Linked DNA regions of Homo sapiens: all the other regions are linked to region 2. Evidence: chromatin contacts called from ENCODE Hi-C data. All regions are on one chromosome and are shown on one strand. Each heading gives the region's core, a stretch centred on a gene start or an enhancer-like site at or near the end of the contact. The rest is flanking DNA. Distances are from core to core; before and after follow the strand shown. Region 1 holds the start of FANCI (FA complementation group I). Region 2 holds the start of DET1 (DET1 partner of COP1 E3 ubiquitin ligase). Region 3 holds the start of POLG-DT (POLG divergent transcript).

What was found. Hi-C counts contacts between places; a loop is a spot of excess contacts on that map. Pooled maps may share reads with other maps.
Region 1: a map of CD8-positive, alpha-beta T cell shows a loop between it and region 2 (17-fold over the local background). The contact joins the promoter of FANCI here to the promoter of DET1 in region 2. A Hi-C loop is called at or near these places in 4 of 168 maps with a recorded cell type or tissue (CD8-positive, alpha-beta T cell and naive thymus-derived CD4-positive, alpha-beta T cell), 3 of 37 single-sample maps with no recorded cell type and 15 of 50 pooled maps.
Region 3: a loop to region 2 is called in a map of CD8-positive, alpha-beta T cell, with 25 times the contacts of the local background. The contact joins the promoter of POLG-DT here to the promoter of DET1 in region 2. A Hi-C loop is called at or near these places in 4 of 168 maps with a recorded cell type or tissue (CD4-positive, alpha-beta T cell, CD8-positive, alpha-beta T cell and ascending aorta), 2 of 37 single-sample maps with no recorded cell type and 15 of 50 pooled maps.

What each region holds. Positions count from the first base shown.
Region 1 is chr15:89,240,974-89,245,300 of GRCh38, reverse strand. It overlaps FANCI (FA complementation group I), which reads right to left and starts at 1,322. Exons shown (of 38, transcript NM_001113378.2): 1 at 1,268-1,322. RefSeq lists an enhancer at 740-1,119.
Region 2 is chr15:88,543,990-88,548,035 of GRCh38, reverse strand. It overlaps DET1 (DET1 partner of COP1 E3 ubiquitin ligase), which reads left to right and starts at 1,355. Exons shown (of 5, transcript NM_001144074.3): 1 at 1,355-1,496. It overlaps LOC124903547 (a long non-coding RNA gene), which reads right to left and starts at 1,451. Exons shown (of 2, transcript XR_007064748.1): 1 at 1,195-1,451; 2 at 703-1,076. RefSeq lists an enhancer at 1-625 and a silencer at 1,192-1,551.
Region 3 is chr15:89,333,184-89,337,199 of GRCh38, reverse strand. It overlaps POLG-DT (POLG divergent transcript), which reads right to left and starts at 2,713. Exons shown (of 2, transcript NR_186332.1): 1 at 2,346-2,713; 2 at 1,039-2,013. It overlaps POLG (DNA polymerase gamma, catalytic subunit), which reads left to right and starts at 2,376. Exons shown (of 23, transcript NM_002693.3): 1 at 2,376-2,527; 2 at 3,287-4,016. The coding sequence starts at 3,446. POLGARF (POLG alternative reading frame) reads left to right here and starts at 3,391. Exons shown (of 2, transcript NM_001430120.1): 1 at 3,391-4,016. The coding sequence starts at 3,391. TRR-TCG1-1 (tRNA-Arg (anticodon TCG) 1-1) reads right to left here and starts at 2,127; the gene lies at 2,055-2,127. RefSeq lists silencers at 191-360, 2,318-2,917 and enhancers at 1,168-1,217, 1,558-1,627, 1,638-1,737, 2,607-3,108.

The sequences.
Region 1 (4,327 bases), core at 73-2,572, 700 kb before region 2:
GCTACTTGTGAGGCTGAGGCAGGAGAATCACTTGAACTCAGGAGGCGGAGGTTGCAGTGAGCCGAGATCGCGCCACTGCACTCCAGCCTGGCAACAGAGGGAGACTCTGTCTCAAAAAAAAAAGAAAAGAAAAGAAAAGAAAAGCTCAGTATAGGTTGTTAAACGTTCCCCTAGTACATCCTCTCATGGCACCAGTAAACTCTCTTACATACTGTCACCAATTTTTAATATTACATGTGTAATTATCAGATTAACAAATGTTATCTCCCACTAGACTATAAGTCCCCTAAGGACACGGGCCGTAGCTGGTTTTGTTTATCATTGTATCTCCAGCACTTAGCACAGTACCTAGCTCAAACTAGGTAACAAATGTTTGTTGAACAAATTATTGAACCCCTATAATAGGGAAAACACTGAACCCAGCACTTTACATTCATTAACATGACTCCCACAACACCACCTACTAGGTAGGTGTAATATTAGCCCCATTTTAGATGAACAACTTTTGGGATTCAGAGATTAGGGAATTTCCCCCAAGATTAGAAGGCTACCAAGTGGCAGAGAGAGAAGTGAAACCCGAGTCTGTCCAGCTCCGGACTCCAAGATCCCATGCTTTGAACTACCGGATGCAAACAGGACACACCAACCTAAAAAGGTGTCCAGCCAGAAGGGGCAGGCGGCTTCGGAGGGGGATACGTTTAAATCAACCTAGGCACATTTGCTAAAATCATCCTAAAACCAGAGGTAAGACCAGAGGCGGGTGGCTGTGAATTCCCTGAACGCGAAGTAGATTCCTTGCCAAGAGACGCTGGGGAGCATCAGAGATCTGAAGCCAAGATCCGAGAATGGCAGAGCCCCGCCGGCGGGAAACGCCGCGGCCTTCCCTTCCGGGTTCTTCAGTTAACAAGCCGTGAGCGCAAATACAAAAACTATAACACGAAGCAGCTGGTGATGGAGACCGCGACCGGACAACAAATGCAAAGCAAGGTTAAGGGAAATTTCTCAGAAGTAAGAGCTCACCCTCGGCCAAGGGGGAAGAATTTAACAGAAGGGGCTCCGACTGAGGCACACCCCTAGGAGGGAACCGCGAAAGCTGAGGCAGGCGGCGGGAGACAGCGGAGCGCGCCTACTTTCCACGCCAGAGAAAATACCAGAACGCCAAGTCAGGACAGGAGCCTCCTTTCCCCCACAGAACCGCTCCCTCCCAGGGGCCCAGTCCCACAGCCCGAGCACCTCGCGAGCCGCTCTGCAGTCACCTCGGCCTCACCTCCGCCACAAACTTCCAAAAAGCCCGCTCAACCCAACGCCGCCACACTTCCGTTACCCGTAACAACAAGATCCGCCCCCGCGGCTCACTTCCGCCGTCCGGGTACCTGCGGGCGGGGTGTACCATGAAGACTGAAGGGGTGCCGGGAAGCGTGCGGGAGCGTCCCAGCTCACAGTCGGAGGGGGGCGCTGCCTGTCCGAACTCGCGCTAGGGACCGCCGATGAGCACGCGCGGTGGGACCTGAGCGTGCCCAGCGCGGTGTCCCGACAGGTTCAGCTTCCCTCCTGTCCTGTTGAGGGAGTAGTCAGTGCGGGAGGGGACTCACAATTGGTGGCCCCGCAGGTCTTGGCACTGGAAAAGCCTGGAAGGCAGAGGCGGATTTCATACTCCACCTTGTGCCAAGGGACGGTAACCCCTCAGATGTAAGCCCCCTGTGGCTAGGGGTCTTAATGGACTTTTGGGAGTTGTGGTTTTTGTTTGTTCTCTGTTTTGTTTTGTTTTGCGCTCCCCTTGCGTAACCCCAGCGTTTATTGCATAGCCTGGCAAAAGCAGCGAATATTTGTTAAATGAACAACTGACAGTGGGGCGAAGACCGACAGAGGGTGGGCCGAGATTCTATTTTGGGTTGAGGGAGCACCTTGCGCAAAGGGTCTGAGAGCAACGAGCAAGCAACAGAGCCCCTGGCCAGTTCAGAAGGCGAAGGTGCTCGGTGGGAGTGGGAAGGCAGGGGTTTCTAACTCCTTTTCATATTGGGGGCAGTGGGGAACCGCTGAAGGGGAAGGACATGACTGTGTTCGCATTGTAGACTGCTGTCTCGGGCAGGTGAGGACCGCAGAAACTGTTGAAAAGAGATGAGCCAGGTGGGGCGGACCGAAGGCAGGACCCCCCTTAGAAGACTGTAAGTTGTCCCAAAGATAGGTGGTGGTGGCCCAACCTTGGCAATGGGGACAGAAAGGAGTGGACCGCATGTGAAAGAGATTAGGAGGTAGAGATTTAGGAAGCCCAAATATCCGGATTTGAGGGGGTGTGGGCGTTGTTGAGGAATGTTCAGGCTTGAGCGACTGGGGTTGGGGGGCGGGGAGTTAATCCTGCAGTTGACTAACACAGGGAGCACAGGAAAAGGATGATGGGGTGATGATGAGCCCTTCAGAGTTGGACGCACCAAATTTGAGGTGCCTGTGGGATGGCAAGTGAAGGAATGCTAAGATCAGGGAGCATTTCAGTCTGGAACCTGACTCGACTCCCAGCCCTCGGGGGTAGAACGGGTCTACATGGCCAGTTATTGAAGAAACAGAGCTATTGGAGGAGAATGGTTCCTCTCAGCTGTCTAGACCTGCTCCTTGCTTGTGACCCTTCAGCATTTTTTTCCTTCTACATTTCTGTCCCAATACTGAGCTGTGATGTTTAACTAAAACACGGCAGCTTGAGGTAGAAGATGATTCCTGAAAGGAATCCTTTACCTTGCCAAGGAAGTAGATGACTTTGCCTCATCTCCCCACAAAATCTCCCAGGCTGCTTCTGGGATTCAGCCATGAATCTGTGGGTCTGGGTAGCTAGAACAAGCTCATTAGCCTCTCCGAGCCTCCACTGGCGCATCCCAGACGTACTTACTGAATTGCCTGTGTGTCTACCCACTGGCATTGATGCCTCAGGGTTCTTGTCTCCTCTTGTTGCACGAATGCATCATCTGTGTTTTCCATTTGCATTAATAAGTGTTACATATGCAAAAGAAGAGAAGAACAGATTCATTCAGATTAACAACAACGGTTTTTCACCCTGGTGCAGGCTTCCTTAACTAAGGAGCAAATCTTATCCGTCTGGTTCACTGACTAGACACTATACACTGAGAAGCTAGTGATACACTGATTCTAGAAAATACATCCAGTTAAAAACAGGTTTACAGTAATGGAACTAAATGTTCTTCAGACCTTGTCAATAGTACTTGTTTATCTTAACAACATTATAGCTACTAATATTTACAGGAGTCCAGAGAAAAAGTACAAATGGAAGCCCCTTACCATTCCCAACTCAGTCCTACAGTGTGAGGTCTCAGGCTTCCTATGCCTGCATGTGGACACCCAGCCTGAAGATCCACACCATGAGTCCCCCACAAAGCTGCCCTGTAGCCACCCTTTGGGTCTAGGGCTGTACATACTAGCAGGTCCACTCTAGGAAGGGTGGACCTAGGAAAAGGCCTATCTGGGCCCTGGAAGCAAATTTGAGGATGGTTAAGTAGGTACCTAGAGCATGATCTAAAGGAAGGTGGGTGGGCACATCCTCTGGACTCTGGGCAGAGGAAGACCAATAAGGCCCCCACCCCGCCCAAGAGCTCCAGTTGCTTGGGATTAAGGGCAGTGCTGCTTGAGAGAATGATCAAGGTAACACATATAAAGAGCCAAACTTAGAAGCACATGAAAGTGTTATTTCCTTCCAGCAAATAACTTTTGAAAAGTATTGAAAGCAGGATCTCAGAGAGATATTTGTATATCTGTGTTCACAGTAGTACTATTTACAATAATCAAAAGGTAGAAATAACACAAATGTCCCTCACTGTATGAATGGATAAAATGTGGGACATACGACTGGGTGCGGTGGCTCACACCTGTAATCCCAACACTTTGGGAGGCCGAGGCGGGCAGATCACGGGTCAGCAGATTGAGACCATCCTAGCCAACATGGTGAGACCCCATCTCTACTAAAAAAATACAAAAAATTAGCTGGGCATGGTGGTGCGTGCCTGTAGTCCCAGCTACTTAGGAGGTTGAGGCAGGGGAATTGCTTGAACCTGGGAGGCAGAGATTGCAGTGAGCTGAGATTGTGCCACTGCACTCCAACCTGGTGACAGAACGAGACTCTGTCTCAAAAAAAAAAAATTGTGGGACATACATACTATGGAATATTATCCAGCTTTAAAAGGAAGGAAATTCTGACACATGCTACAACATGGATGAACTTGAGAACATTATGCTAAAGTGAAATAAGCCAGTCACCAAAAGACAAATACTAATGTACGTGATTCCATTTATATAAGGTATCTCATCAAATTCATAGAAACAGGCC
Region 2 (4,046 bases), core at 106-2,605:
AGACCTTTTATACCTGTTTTTCTCCTTTTGTTATTCCATTTGGTTTCTCAATTCATCCAAAACCATATCCAGGCCATCACCAATCATTCTATATGACAAATGTTTCTTCTAACATCCCCACAATATCACCCCTTACCACAAGACCTCCCTTCAGCTTAATCTCTCCCACTCTAGGTTCCCACGCCACCCCTAATCCCGCTTGAGGCAGCCCTGAGAAACATCGCTCATTCTCTCTCCATACCACCCCCCAAAAATTTTTGCCGCCCCAACACTTCAACACTATTTTTATTTTTCTTATTAATATAAGAAGGCAGGAATGTCAGGCCTTTGAGCCCAAGCCAAGCCATCGCATCCCTTGTGACTTGCACATATAAGCCCAGATGGCCTGAAATAAGTGAAGAATCACAAAAGAAGTGAGTATGCCCTGCCCCACCTTAACTGATGACATTCCACCACAAAAGAAGTGTAAATGACCGGTCCTTGCCTTAAGTGATGACATTACCTTGTAAAAGTCCTTTTCCTAGCTCATTCTGGCTCAAAAAGCACCCCCACTGAGCACCTTGCGACCCCCACTCCTGCCCGTGAGAGAACAAGCCCCCTTTGACTGTAATTTTCCTTTACCTACCCAAATCCTATAAAACAGCCCCACCCTTATCTCCCTTCGCTGACTCTCTTTTCGGACTCAGCCCACCTGCACCCAGGTGAAATAAACAGCTTTATTGCTCACACAAAGCCTGTTTGGTGGTCTCTTCACACGGACGCCCATGAAAGTGACTGCACCCATCCCAGCAGCAGTGTATGAGGCTTTTGATTTCTCCACCTCCTCACCAGTATGTGATATCTTCCTTTTAAAGATATTATAGCCATCCTAAGGGGTATGAAGTAGTATCTCATTGTTTTGATTTGCATTTCTCTGATAATTAATGATGTTGAAGGTCTTTTTGTTAGGGAAGCAGGAGCCTACGAGAGCCAGAGTGACATCATTTTAAAATCAACTCCATCTTAAAACTAGCAAGGCAAATTCCCTGTTAGTCAGAGATGATCAATACAATCTCAGTCTTCAAGGTGCTCGCCATCTAGAAGATAACAGAGTAGGAAGTTTCTCAGCATCTAATCAATAGGTGAAAAATTAATTCTATTCATATTTTTTCAAATGTGCCCAGCAGGTGCAGAGACACTGCCATTGGGACTCACAGAGATTGCCAGGTTAGGTGCCATTTTAATTTTTCCTTCGGAGCCATGGAGCCTCTACGGCTTCGATCCTTCCTCCGGGCACAAGGGTGCGCTGTACCTGTCTCTTAGTGTTGGCTGAACAGTGCCGTGCTCTCCCCTACTTCCCTTTTTGCTGGGCCGCAGTTCCGGTGGCTGGCGGAAACGGGAACGTGCAGCCGCGGGTGCAGGAGTCCTGGGGCATGGCGGGGGCGGGGCAGGGGGAGGCGCGCACAGAACAGGCTGGGGCATCCCTCGCCCTGGCTCTTTGAGCCCGGACCAGACAGGTGAGGACTTACCATTTTTGGCCCAGCCTCCAAGCCCGTCAGACCCTCCCCGGCAGGCTCCTCCCTGCATGACGCTGATGCCCAGAGGCCCCGCGGCCCCCGCCCTCCCTCAGCATTCTCTTCCCTTTGAGGCCCCGCCCCAGGCTTTTCTTTCCGGGGGCGCCCTTTTGGGTATGTGTGCCCGCCCCTTGGCATCCCCTTCTGGTTTAGAGGCCGTCGCAAGGAATTGAGGGACATGTGCACCTTCTCCCATAGGGAAACTGAGACCCAGCAAGGGTAAAGGACTTAGTACCACACAGTGAGTTAGTGTGTTGTACCCAGGGGTGTTAGAGAAAACGCCACACTTTGAGACGAATTAAGAGTCCTTTATTAGCCGGTGACCGAGAGACCGCTAACGCTCAAAATTCTCTCGGCCCTGAGGAAGGGGCTTGATTAACTTTTATACCTTGGTTTAGGAAGGGGAGGGGGGGTCTAGTTAAAACAATTTTACAGAAGTTAGGTAGTCAAAAAGTTAAAAGGATAAATGGTTACAGGAAAGTAAACAGTTCCAGGTGCAGGGGCTTTATGACTATTACAAGGTGATAGACGTGGGGCTTTGGGTGTTATCAATCAGATGAATTCTTGGGGACTGTGGATATAGCTTGCCACAGTATCTTATCAGTTAATTGCATTCTTGGATGTGCTGGGAGTCAGCTTGCACAAGTTAAGTCCTTGAGGAAGGGGCTGCCAGTGAAAGAGCCAAGATGGAGTCTGTCTGGCTCTCTTAGCTAAGGGAGAGTCTAAAAACAGAGTTAGTAAAAACCAGGTTGGGCATTACATTCCCCACTTGTGTTTTTGGGGAATCAAATCATTGATTCCTCAGTTTTAACAAGGGGAGTCTTAAGATACATAAGTTTGACAGAAGCTATGCATTGTTTTACAAAATTAAGAAACCAATTTAATATACAAGGCCTAAAAATTAAACTTAATAGTATGATGAGGAGAGGTCCAGCTAACCCAGTGATTAAAGTAGTTAGCCAGGGGTTCCAGTGGAACATGTTTTGATACCAGGGGATGTTATTTTCTCGTTCCTGTTGTTGCCTATCTAGATATTCTCGAACTTTTTGGAGGGTATCTTTTATGACTAAGAATGGTGGAGGAACAGTTAAATCAACTTTGTCAGGGGGTTTCTGGAACATAGGGTCACCTAGAGCAGTTAAAGGCCCGATTGGCTTGGGTGGGCTCCATGAGACCAGGATTTTTATTTCTATTATTTATTTATTTATTTTGGATGGTGAACATAGTCCCAACATCAAATCCTGGAATATAAAATGTTAATTTCCATGACATGCCGTAATATTATTGTAAGAGGATTACAATTTTTTTTTTAGTACATAATTTAGGATGAGAAGCACGAGTTACCGAATGAAGATCTGGTTGATCCCCCAGAGTAGGTGGCTAAGTTTACACATGTCCAATCAGGGCAGAAAAACTGATAAGTATCTCGACAGCTAGCGTCAGGGTGATTCCCAGGACAGAGGTAAAAGTCAACATTTTGGAGTTCTTTTTCTGCACCTTTGGCACTTCCACACATCCAGTTTGGCTCCCAGAGCACCCAAATCCTGCTACAAGGTCGACACTTCCTGCTTTTGGGACAAGCAGATTGTGTTGCTCTTCGTGGGTACAGGCTGGCTTTGGGAACAGTATACATAAAATCAACTGCAAAGGAGACTTCCTTAGAGGTACCGGCCCTCCAAGTGGTGTTTGCAAATACACGTCCTGACTTAGGCACAGTTTTAGAAGGGGCCTGACCGAGGCCTGGGGACCCCTGTTTTTAGTAGGGCTCTGTTGGCCTTTTTGATGCAGGAGTGATGAATCTAAGCAGGAATGCCATCCACCTTCAGAGCCATTGGCGTGAGGATGACGGTGTGAAGTCTTTTCAAAGCAGGAGTGAGTCCTTGTTTCTGAAACTTTTTAACAAACACTAGTTCTCCTGGCTGGAACGAATGGCAGGACCCCGTCTGGTTAGGAATTGGATTGGGATGGTTTCCTTGAACAAGTGGCAGGGTGATATCTTGTACCTGTTGGGGAGATTGTAGGTACTGTAATAAATTAGCTTGTGATATTTCTGCCAGTTGGGCATCTCTTAGCTTAAGCAAGATAGGCGGCGCCCTCCCATACATGATTTTAAAAGGTGAGAACCTAGCCTGATAAAGGGTGCACCTTACTCTAAGTAGGGCTAAAGGAAGGAGACTTACCCAATTTTTACCGGTTTTTAAAATTAATTTTGTAAGAGTGTCTTTTTAGGGTGCGGTTCATGTGTTCTACCTGCCCAGAGCTCTGGGGTCGATAGGCACAATGGAGCTTCCACTGAATGTTTAACGCCTAACTGACCCACTGAGCTATGGACGAGGTGAAGGCAGGTGTATTATCACCCTGCGGCAGCAGGCAGCCCATATTGAGGGATGATTTTATTGAGTAGGAACTTAACTACCGTATTGGCAGTTTCATTTTTGGTAGCAAATGCTTCAGTCTATCTGGAGAAGGTGTCTACTAGTACTAGAAGCTATT
Region 3 (4,016 bases), core at 1,464-3,963, 790 kb before region 2:
CAGGACCAGGGCACTAGGCTAGTCTCAAGTAGTCTATGGGAGGAGCAGGCATCTTGATGGACATCTCCTGAGACTGAATCTCAGGAGAGGCCAATCAGGCCCAGCAACAGCAGCCCCTGTGGACAGTTGGGCCAGGGGTTCTTAGCTTTTTTGTGTCATAGACACCTTCTTAGAATAGTGTGTTTCTTTCTTTCTTTTTTTTCTTTTTTTTGTTGTTGTTGTTGTTTTGGTGGGGAGTGGGGAGATGGAGTCTCACTCTGCTGCCCAGACTGGAGTGCCATGGTGCAATCTCGGCTCACTGCAGACTCTGCCCCCCGGGTTCAAGAGGTTCTCCTCCCTCAACCTCCCAAGTAGCTGGGATTACAGGCGTGCACCACCATGCCGGGCTAAGTTTTGTATTTTTTTGGTAGAGATGGGGTTTCGCCATGTTGGCCAGACTGGTCTTCAACTCCTGAGCTCAGGCAATCCATCCACCTCAGCCTCCCAAAGTGCTGGGATTACAGGCGTGAGCCACTGAACCTGGCCTAGAGTAGTGTTTCTGTTTTTAATTTTTTTCTGTGAAATATGTTTTATTAATTTTTATTTCAATAGGGGTACAGGCAGTTTTTGGTTATATGGAAGAATAGTGTTTTTAAGCACATAAAACATGAAGGATTACAAAGGACACCAAAGGTATTCAAATATTAGGACAAATAGGTAAACTTATTAACTAACAGGATCTAGTGGCAGTCTAGTAACCCCTGTTATTTTGAAGTACAGATAAGTGCAAACAAATTTTGAAAAATGTGCAGCACTTGTAATGCGTTATGAAAATATCTGTGGTTGCTGGAGGGGACAAAGTCACAGGCACTGTTAATACCACTGTGGCTGACAGCCTATGCTCATAATTGGAGGAAATGCCAAGTATCAGTAGGCGGTTAGAAGAAACAAGATGAAAATGTTTTCCCCATTCAGGGACTCCCTGATTTAAGCTGAGAGCCTCTCCTTCCAGTATTTTGTAAAAGTCAACAGTTATGTGAAAAAAAAAAAAAAAACAGATGAATTTCTGATTGATTGTATTTTTTTGGCAAAACAAAAAAATCACAAACATTAAAACATTGTGTATATTAAGTACATCTAGAAAAGTGTATGCAAAATATTTCATATTTAAATAGAAGGGACCAGGGCTCAATGCTGCTTGGCCCGGGGCTTCTCTCTACCTCTCCACGTGGCGGGAGCAGGTGAGGGTCGGCATCAGCCCGCAGGGCCGGCGGAGGATTGTTTCCCTGCACCCCACTCCTTAAAAACGCGAAAGTCAACTTCTGTAGTCCGTTCACGGTGTCCTGGGATCCACGCTGGACGGTGGCGGCCGACTTTCAGCTTGACCTGAATTTTATTCCTAATCAGCTGTGTGATCTCGGTTGGTCCCAAACGTCTCTGAGCCTCCCTTTCATCTGTGCAGCTGGGCCTCCAGACCCCAACCCCCAGGCGGTGCTTAATCACGTAGACCTTATTCTGCGTGCACTTTACCACAGTTCACCAACCACCGAGCGCTGAGAGCTGTTGAAGCACCTGGAGCAACACAAGACGGATGCGGAGACTGGAAACAGCTGGGGAAGGGGACAAGCTCCAGCCGCGCTGTGGGCCGGAGGCTAGCATCTGCGGGCAAATTCAGGTTCAACGGAAGGCAACATTTTTACCCCTCAGAATTGCTCTGGACGAGGAGGCAGCACCGGATGGGCGAGGGAGGGAGCCTCGCTTTGGCTGCGAGCCCCAACTCTTGCCAACCATCAATTGAGTATAAATTGAGATTTCTGTACAGGATGCCCCTCCCTCTCCACTTTCCTCCACCTGCGTCGGGGTGCGAGAGACCTGGTACATTTTAGAAATGTGCCTCCGCTGAGACACGTAGGCGGGCAATCTCGCAGGGACTTGCTGGGCGTGGTTACTTCCGCGGATCTTGGCGTTCCCACATCTTTGAAGTGCGGTGGGAATCGGCGGCGACTACGTTCACATTGTCCCAATACTTCGTTCCTGAGGGAGGAATAAACTAAAAGTTAATCATAACCTCCCTTCGACCGCGGCAGGACTCGAACCTGCAATCTTCTGATCCGAAGTCAGACGCCTTATCCATTAGGCCACGCGGCCCGTCGGTTGTTACCGTCTCTTGAGCAACTTATAAAAACGTCACCTCCGCCCACCAGCTAGCTCGGGACCAATCCACCTGCTCCTTGAGAAGGGGAGGTTGGCCTTTGGTTCGCGCGTTCCGCAGGGAGAGCCCACCCAGAAGTCCCCCTTCTCCCCCCGCGGGCGGACCGCTCCATTGGCGGCCCTCCTATTGGTCGCGCTGGGAGTCTCCCGCTTGCCTCTCGGGTAGCCGCGGGACCTAGCTGGGTGCAGACGGGAAGTTGCGGCTGCCAGCGAAGCGGACCGGCCGGGTGGAGGCCACACGCTACCCCGAGGCTGCGTAGGCCGCGCGAAGGGGGACGCCGTGCCGTGGGCCTGGGGTCGGGGGAGCAGCAGACCGGGAAGCACCGTGAGGACCGAGGTTTCCGGCGGGGTCGGCGGCGGGGAGGCCGGGTCGCTGAGCGACGGCGCGGCCCCTCCCTCTCCAGTCAGGGAGCGAGGCCCGGAGCAGGGCGGCGGCTAGTCCCAGGGCGCACCGCGGCGCCTCTGCCGGGCGCAGGCGGGCGGCGGGGCGCACGGGGGTGGCCGCCGACTCCTCCTGCAGGACGCTCTCGGCCGGGTGGGCCGTGGTCCGGGTGTGGGTGTGGGTCCCGGGGGACGGCGGCCCACCCTGCGGGTTCGAATCCGGGCGCTGGCACCTCTCGACGCTAGGCCCGCGCCGGTCGCGGTAATGGCAGCCACCATTTGCCGAGCGCTTGCCAAGAGCAGGGCCGCACGACATAGGCGCCCTGTGTCCCCCAGACAGCAGCCCGGTGTGACAGGCAGAATCCGTAATCCCATTTTACAGAATAGGATATCAGGGCCTAAGGAGCTTTGCCCAAGGTCACACAGCTCGAGAGAGCCAGAAGCGGGGTTCAAAACCGCGTCGCCCTACTCCAGATACTGCTCTCTTACTCGCTGCCCTCGGCTTCCCCACGTGGGTTCACTGACGAAGTTGCGTGGACCCCGGTTCCCCCAGGAGGGGTATTGACGTTTCCCAAGTTTTGAGGCTTAACGGAAAATGCAACTGAAGCGCCTGGCACAGTGTTGGGGACGCAGTAAATGCTCAAGGAATGATGATTATGGATACACCTATTACATATATGGTAAAATAACGCTTTATATCATCTGTCTCCTTTAGGATTTGGGGTGGAAGGCAGGCATGGTCAAACCCATTTCACTGACAGGAGAGCAGAGACAGGACGTGTCTCTCTCCACGTCTTCCAGCCAGTAAAAGAAGCCAAGCTGGAGCCCAAAGCCAGGTGTTCTGACTCCCAGCGTGGGGGTCCCTGCACCAACCATGAGCCGCCTGCTCTGGAGGAAGGTGGCCGGCGCCACCGTCGGGCCAGGGCCGGTTCCAGCTCCGGGGCGCTGGGTCTCCAGCTCCGTCCCCGCGTCCGACCCCAGCGACGGGCAGCGGCGGCGGCAGCAGCAGCAGCAGCAGCAGCAGCAGCAGCAACAGCAGCCTCAGCAGCCGCAAGTGCTATCCTCGGAGGGCGGGCAGCTGCGGCACAACCCATTGGACATCCAGATGCTCTCGAGAGGGCTGCACGAGCAAATCTTCGGGCAAGGAGGGGAGATGCCTGGCGAGGCCGCGGTGCGCCGCAGCGTCGAGCACCTGCAGAAGCACGGGCTCTGGGGGCAGCCAGCCGTGCCCTTGCCCGACGTGGAGCTGCGCCTGCCGCCCCTCTACGGGGACAACCTGGACCAGCACTTCCGCCTCCTGGCCCAGAAGCAGAGCCTGCCCTACCTGGAGGCGGCCAACTTGCTGTTGCAGGCCCAGCTGCCCCCGAAGCCCCCGGCTTGGGCCTGGGCGGAGGGCTGGACCCGGTACGGCCCCGAGGGGGAGGCCGTACCCGTGGCCATCCCCG